Regions from separate parts of the Homo sapiens genome. Here region 2 is linked to region 1. A link is an interaction called in ENCODE POLR2A ChIA-PET data of the cell type or tissue named here. Cell type or tissue: HCT116. All regions are shown on one strand. Links, peaks and the distances in the headings refer to the core of each region. The heading gives the core; the rest is flanking DNA.

Region 1 (3,479 bases), core at 341-2,840:
GACAGTTCTCATCCCCAGCTGCCGGTGAGTCACCTGGGAGCTTCGAAAAGTCCCGATGCCCTGGCTGCTGGCCACACCCAGCCCAACCACATCAGAGTCGCTGGGCTGTGGCCAGCTTGTAGCAGCTACTCAGGTGTTCTCCAAGGATGAGAACCACAGATTTAGTCACTGCAGCATGGCAGGGGTGGGGGTGGGAGAACAGGAGGCTTGGAAAAGGAAACTCGAACAGGCTCAAGAATATCAGACACAGCCTTGGGAGGGGGGCCGGGCCCTGCCCTTGTGGCCAGCTGCCTCACCTGCCTGGGCCCCCGCCCGCTGCTCACGATGCAGGCCCGTACATACCACTAAGGCCCAGGCGGTGCGGGTACCTTCACCCCACGGATCCGCAAGCTTGGCTCAACCAGGGAGCCATGAAGCAGGCTGGGAGAACACGGCTCTGCAGGAAGCCAGGGCTCTGCTGAGTTTCACAAGGCAGCTCTGTGGACGTGAGGCTGCTAGGTTAGAAGACTGGACGGAGAGGATTCCCGCCAGGGAGAGGCTGACCCAGCACGCTCTCACCAGGCTTCAGTCAGCCCCTCAGTCAGGGCCAGGAGCCGCCACTAAGCCCCACACTGGGGCAGTGTGGCTCTGGAGCCCGAGTGCCTGGGTTCAAATCCCAGCTCTGGCCCTGGCTGACGCTGTGGCCTCGACTGTCTCAGGTGAAGGAAGAGTAACAGGAAGGGATGATGCAGGCAGTTTGCAGCTGGAACACAGAGCAGGGCCCCAGGCAGGCTTGCTCTAACTGTGGCCAGCTCTTTCCTTCCTTAGGAAGTGGTTCCCGGACTCTTCTGAAGGCACTTCCATCAGTAAACAACTTCTGAGCATTCCCAATAGATGTATGTGTATAAATTGCACTCATGGCTCTAAAACAAATCAGCAGAACACATTCTAGAAAAAATCGCATTCAAGAGATACTATACTAATAGATTATGTATATTATAAAAAACACAATAAAAAATAGACATTTTAAAGGGATGAGATTAAAATATAGAAAGAAAATTCCCATATGTTTTTCCTGCTGCCGCTGGGGTTGTGTGTCCATCTTTGGGGACCTCTGAGGGAGGCCCTGGAGCCACTGAGAGGGGCGGTGGTCGCCAGGGGTCTGGAAGATGGAGTAAGGAGGCCTGAAGGGGCCCCAGGGAGGCTTCGGGGAGGCAGGGGTAGGGGTTACAGCTCCGCGCCGCTGGGGAAGCGGAATCTGCGGGCGGAGGCCGGGGCACCGTGCTGTCCAGGGCAAGGGGAACGCAGTCCCGCGGCATCCACGACGGAGGGGCCCGGCCGCGGGGCCTGGTGGCCCGGGGAGCCAGGGCATGGGCATCCGGGGCAGAAGGACTGCGGGCGCGAAGCTTGGGAGGCAGGGTACTTGGGGCCCGGAGAGTCGCTCGGGCCTGGCTCCGGCAGCAGTCGCGACAGGTCCTCCACCAGGTGCCACTTCTCCTGAACCTGCTGTGAGGAGAACAAGTGGCGAGTTGCGACAGGCGCTGCTTCCCACGAGCGGGTGTGAGGACAGCAGCGGCAGCAACTCTGCGGCCCATGGGCCAGCCCGCACCCAAAGTAGCCAGAGGCCACGCCCCGCCCGAGGCCACGCCCCGCTCGAGGCCACACCCTCCCAGGGCCACGCCCCACCAGGGTCCCGCCCCGATGCAGCCCTAGACCACGCCCTCAGGAGTCCCGTCCACAACGCAGCCAGATGCCACTCCTTCCACGTCCCCGCCCGAGACCACGACCTCCAAGGGCCCCGCCCCCAACGCACCCTGAGACCACGCCCCACTAGGGTCCCACCCCATGCAGATCTAGACCACGCCCGCTAAGAGTCCGTCCCCAAGCAGCCCAAGGCCACGCCCCCGGTAGAGGCCCCACCCTGAGGCCACGCCTTAGCCAGGTCACTGTTCCTCCCTCAGCTCCATTAAGCCCCTGGCCCCAAGCCTAAAGTCGTAATTTTTTTTTTTTTTTGTGGAAACTGGGTGTCTCCCTGTTGCCCAGGCAGGATTGCAGTAGCAAGACCACAGCCCACTGCAGCCTGGACCTCTCAGGCTCAAGCGATCTTCCCACCTCAGCCTCCGGAATAGCTGTGACCACAGGCACGCGCCACCACGCCCAGCTCATTTATTTGATTTTTAGTAGAGACGAGGTCTTGCTATGTTGCTCAGCCTGGTCTCAAACTCCTGAACTCAAGCACTCTTCACGCCTCGGCGTGAGCCACTGCACTCAGCCATGTTATCCTTTTTTCCTTTTTTGAGACGGAGTTTTGCTCTTGTTGCCCAGGCTGGAGTGCAATGGGGCGGTCTCAGCTCACTGCAACCTCCGCCCCTCCGCCTCCTGAGTTTAAACGATTCTCCTGCCTCAGCCTCCCTAGTAGCTGGGATTACAGGCGCCCACCATCACGCCCAGCTAATTTTTTGTATTTTTAGTACAGACGGGGTTTCACTATGTTGGCCAGGCTGGTCTTGAACCCCTGACCTCAGGCAATCCACTCACCTCGGCCTCCCAAAGTGCTGGATTACAGGCACGAACCACCGTGCCCGGTTTTTTTTTTTTTTTTTTTTTTTTTAAGTAGAGACGGGGTTTCGCTATTTTGGCCAGGCTGGTCTTGAACTCCTGACCTCAGGTGATCCACCCACCTCGGCCTCTGAAAGTGCTGGGATTACAGGCGTGAGTCACCACGCCCGGCCACATTCTCCTTTTAAAAAATTAATTACTTATTTTTGGTGGAGACCAGGGTCTTGCTTTGTTGCCCAGGCTGGTTTTAACTCATGGCTTCAAGTGATCCGATCCTCCTGCCTGGGCCTCCAAAGCGTTGGGATTACAGGCAAAGGCCCAGCCCCTAAGGTCATGTACTTACCAGGTCTGGCTCCTGGTCTCAGGAGCCCGAGCTGTTCTCTTCCTCCCCTTCCCCGTCTTCACTCTCAGCCTGAGGCCACGCCCTCCAGTGGGAAGAACCCACCTGACCCGCTCAGACGTGTTCTAGGCCCTCGGCCACACATAGGGAAGGGTTTCCACTGAAGCTGCTGTCCCCTCACCAGCCCCGAGGACACTCACCCACACCAGCTGCTTCCGGAGCCTGTGGATGGCCCTGGCATTGGCCTGGGTCTGGGAGACGCACACCGTCAGGACAAGGCTTGGGTGGGAAGGGGATTCGTGGTCAGTTGCCCCTGGGGCCACAGGCGCCTCTCCCTGACTTCCTCTCTCCCCACCTCAATCTCTACAATACGCGGTACTGGGGTCTTCTCACTGCACACTGCTGTATCTGAGGATGGGACCCTCCTCTCCTTCCTCGCAGAGCCCCTCATCCCCTCCCCTCTGGCACAGCAATACCAATAGCTCAGCAGCTGCAGCCACCCAGACACGGTGCTTCCCCAGTGATCCTGCAATCCCCATGGCAGCCCAGAGGGTGGGCCCAGGAGGTTCCTGCTTTTCAGAGGCCCCTGCTTCCCTTGGCT
Region 2 (3,904 bases), core at 1,271-3,770, 110 kb after region 1:
TGTGTGTGTGTGTGTCTAGGTTTTTAATAAGTTTAAAAGTTAAAAAAAAAATTAAACACAGAAAAGAGCTTACAGAATAAGGATATAAAGAAAGAAAAATATTTTTTGTACAGCTGTGCAATGTGTCTTTTAAGCTAAGTGTTATTATGAAAGAGTGAAAACTCTTAAAAAAATTAAAAAGCTTTATTACTGAAAAAAAATTTTTTTAAGTAAGTTTAGTGTGGCCTAAGTGTATAGTCATGTCCTAGGCCTTCACATTCACTCACCACTCACTGACTCCTCAGAGCAACTTCCAGTCCTGCAAGCTCCATTCATAGTTAAGTGCCCTATACAGGTGTACCTTTTAAAAATTCTTTATAGCGTATTTTTCTTGTCCCTTTCCTATGTTTAGATAACATAAATACTTACCATTGTGTTGCAACTGCCTACAGTATTCAGTATAGTAACATGCTGTAGAGGCTTGCAGCCTAGGAGCAAAAGGTTCTATCACATGGCATAGGTGAGTAGCAACCTGTACCATCTGGGTTTGCACAATGACAAAACAGCCTAACGGTGCATTTTTCAGAACGTATCTCTCTGTCAAGCAAGGTATGATCGTACTACTGAATTTTAGTGTCAGCAACTGTGGTTTGGCGTCTGTAGCACTGCCACACTCTGCCAGATTTACTGGGAAAGAATGCAGTTGGGCCTACTGTGCGAATAATGAATTTGCATTAAGTGAAGGTCTAAAATCATATTAGAGTAAGTTGCATAAACAAAGATCTCATAGTAATTTAAATTTTAAAAAAGGAGCAGAAGAGTTGGGTGATAACCTAATAATAGGGTTTACTAATTAGCATGCCGAATGCAAACAGTGATTCGAGTAGTAATTCTGCACGCCGACATGTAAAGTGCAAGAGTCGGCGCCTCAATAGTCAGTCCCACCTCATCTTGTACACAAAACATCATTATCCAGGACATTACATCTATTTTGTTATTTGAAAACATTTTTGGTTTTCTACTCAATTTGTAAACATCACTGGTTTGATAGCTGAGAAACAGCTATGTACAAAATGAGTTTATGCCTAGTTCTGTACATACCTTTTATGTAGAAGAAACATTAAAAAATATTTTAAGTCAACATTGGGGGGTGGTTCATGATACGGTACTGTTTCCCTTTACATTGTCAGCTCCAGTCTACCTGCAGTTTTTGTCTCTCAACATGGACTTGGCCATCTACCATGTGAACGCTACATTGTCCACACTACCAGTATCCTCCAGGTCTTTGCCTCACTGTCTATCTGTCACTAGTGCCTGGCAAGTCCTTAGTCCTGGATGAACCCACTGTCTACTCTCCCTACTTCCTGACTCAGGTTGCTAAGTATCTCTCAAGAAAATCATGTGACATGCAGTTTGGTACTGCTACGAATGCATGGTCCTGGCCTCAGAACGCCCTCACTGCTTCCTGTCAATCCTGCAACTTCCTGGGTCTGCCTTGTTCCAGTGGTGTCAACAATTCATTTAGAGATCTTCCACTCCTGAGCTCCTAATCCCTCTACCTCCTTGTTCCCACTTCTCCCCATCCCCAGAAAATGAACTTGACTACTCTGCAGAAGAAATAAAAGCCATCAAGTAAAAACTCCAAGTTTCAGCGGGGGGCGATGGCTCACGCCTGTAATCCCAGCACTTTGGGAGGCCGAGGCGGGCAGATCACAAGGTCAGATCGAGACCATCCTGACTAACACGGTGAAACCCTGTCTCTACTAAAAATACAAAAAAAAATTAGCCGGGCATGGTGGCGGGCGCCTGCAGTCCCAGCTACTCGGGAGGCTGAGGCAGGAGAATGGCGTGAACCCGGGAGGTGGAGCTTGCAATGAGCGGAGATCGCACCACTGCACTCCAGCCTGGGCGAGACTCCATCTCAAAAAAAAAAAAAAAAAACCTCCAAGTTTCTGTCACTACAGATATATGAGTGTCACCCTGTTCTTTGTCCCACATCTGTTATTCCTATCTAAGGCTAATACTGTATTCCATCAACTCAAAGACGCACATCCCTTCACAGGTTACCATCACTTACATTGGGATGTGTCTTATGATGCCATGTCAGTGCACAGGCAGCATATTTTCCTTTCTTAATGGTATGTGCAATACCGATATGTCTCACAATCAATGGGGTCAGAGAGGCAATGCAAGGGGGCACCCTCCAAACCTCTGGATCCTATCTTAGGGACTTTGCGTGTCCTGGGTCTTCAACTCACAACTCTCTCCAAAGTAGATATGAAGGCCCAAAACATAAGATTGGGTCTTGGATCAATTCCTTGCTTTACAAGTATTTCTCTGTTTTTTTTCTAGCCAGAGTTTCCATATGATGGAACTGAATATAAAAAAGAAGAGGGTTGCGGTGTTTGTGTGCAGAGTGAAAGACATTGCATTTCCAACCTCTAACGGGCCCAGGGACTGTCTGGCTACTGTAATTAGCTCCTTCTCATCATCACTTGAACATGTTCAAATATTTAATCTCTTCACAAATGGCAACAATCACCTCTCCTGGACTCCACATTCTCCTCCAGCTCCTCCCACTCTCTCCTCTCCTCCTGCCAAACCTTCATGGAAACTGACTAGCCAAGGCCATAATTTCTTTCTTGCTGCTAAAATCCAAGGCCCTGTTATCTTTTGACCCCTCAGTCTTTGGACCAAAAGACCCCTCAGGTTGTCTTTATCAGCGACGGCCACTCCTGCCTTCTTCTCTATGCCACTATTTCCCATCCCCCTTGGCAGGTTTCCTGTTCTTTTATGGCTTTGTTGTCCACTCTTTTATACTTGATACACTTCAAAATCAACATGTCCCATATACTCATCAGCTTTCTCGCCTCGCCCTTCTGAGTATTTCAATCTCTCCTACATCTAATCAATCACCAAACCTTGTCATTTCTATTAATAGCTCCTACATGCCCTCCACCCTCAAATATCCCTCAATTTCACCCATCTATTTTCATTCCAACGGTCACCATTGGAACCTGGGCACCCTCATCTCTTAGCTGGAGTACTGTAAGAGACTCTCTCTAATCCATCATCTATACTGCAGCCAGTGTGATCCTTCTGAAATGCAGATCTCCTCCCTGGTTTAAAACTCTGAGGTCTTGTAACGCTCTCAGAATAAAATCCAAACTCTCTGCAAGGTCCACGTGGTCCTGAGCAGTAAGACTCCCAGTTCCCCAGACTTAGCTTTGAGGTTCAGCAAGTGCTAAACTCCCCTGTGAGCTGCTTGCTTCTTCATCTAACCACCACATTTCATCAATTCTAGGGCACATTTCCAAATATTTCAACATTTCTGAAACTGGGATGCATATTATAACTGACAATGAATATATCAGTTTAACTGGCAATTTTTTTCTTAGTGGTACATAAAATAGTGCATAATGCAATTGATAATGTCAGAGTCAAAAAACATGGTAATTCCCAGCTATTCTTTAAATATCAGACTAAATGTCACCTCCTCACCTAAGCCAGTCTAGGTGCTTCTGACTGAACATCCACAGTACCCGGTATTTGGCACAGCACTCAGCATTGTGTATGTTATTTTTTAAAATGACTGTCTTCTTCTCTAGGCTGTAAATTATGGCAGCATAGTGTTTGACAACAGTGAGTGCTAAATAAATGTTGAAGGAGTGATTGTTTTTCTCAAACATATAAAGTTTAAAAAATGCAGAGACAGCAACATCATGTAAAAAAATTAGTTGATGAAATAAAAAAATACTAAGGCTAGAGACCTCAAAAACTTGGATTCACTTCCACTAATAATATATATGATCTGGATTAAGTAATTTTCATATCCCTAGACCTCAGTTTTCTCATCTGGAAATGAAAGGTTTAGACTAGCTGACACTCTAAGGCTCCTTCTAATTCTGAAAGCCTATGGTTGAAG

Evidence for each region. ChIA-PET counts read pairs that join two places held together with the same protein. Peaks named below come from ENCODE experiments on the same cell type or tissue, not always from the same donor. Only the 100,000 strongest peaks of a DNase experiment are listed, where the experiment ranks them.
Region 2: POLR2A ChIA-PET joins it to region 1 with 7 read pairs; 4 of 35 experiments call an interaction of 5 or more read pairs at or near these places.

Annotation. Positions count from the first base shown.
Region 1 is chr17:78,138,840-78,142,318 of GRCh38, reverse strand. It overlaps TMC8 (transmembrane channel like 8), which reads right to left. Exons shown (of 16, transcript NM_152468.5): 15 at 3,079-3,157; 16 at 1-1,485. The coding sequence ends at 1,207. Among named protein-coding and RNA genes, the nearest start is that of C17orf99, 5.8 kb to the left of the region's middle. RefSeq lists enhancers at 1-63, 1-905, 2,542-3,181, 3,296-3,465 and a silencer at 1,513-1,702. In HCT116, for the core only: no CTCF peak of the experiment used is centred there; a DNase peak (open chromatin) is centred at 1,788; H3K4me3 peaks cover 2,084 bases; H3K27ac peaks cover 1,988 bases.
Region 2 is chr17:78,025,920-78,029,823 of GRCh38, reverse strand. All of the region lies in intron 3 of TNRC6C (trinucleotide repeat containing adaptor 6C), which reads right to left. Among named protein-coding and RNA genes, the nearest start is that of TNRC6C, 69 kb to the right of the region's middle. In HCT116, for the core only: no CTCF peak of the experiment used is centred there; no DNase peak of the experiment used is centred there.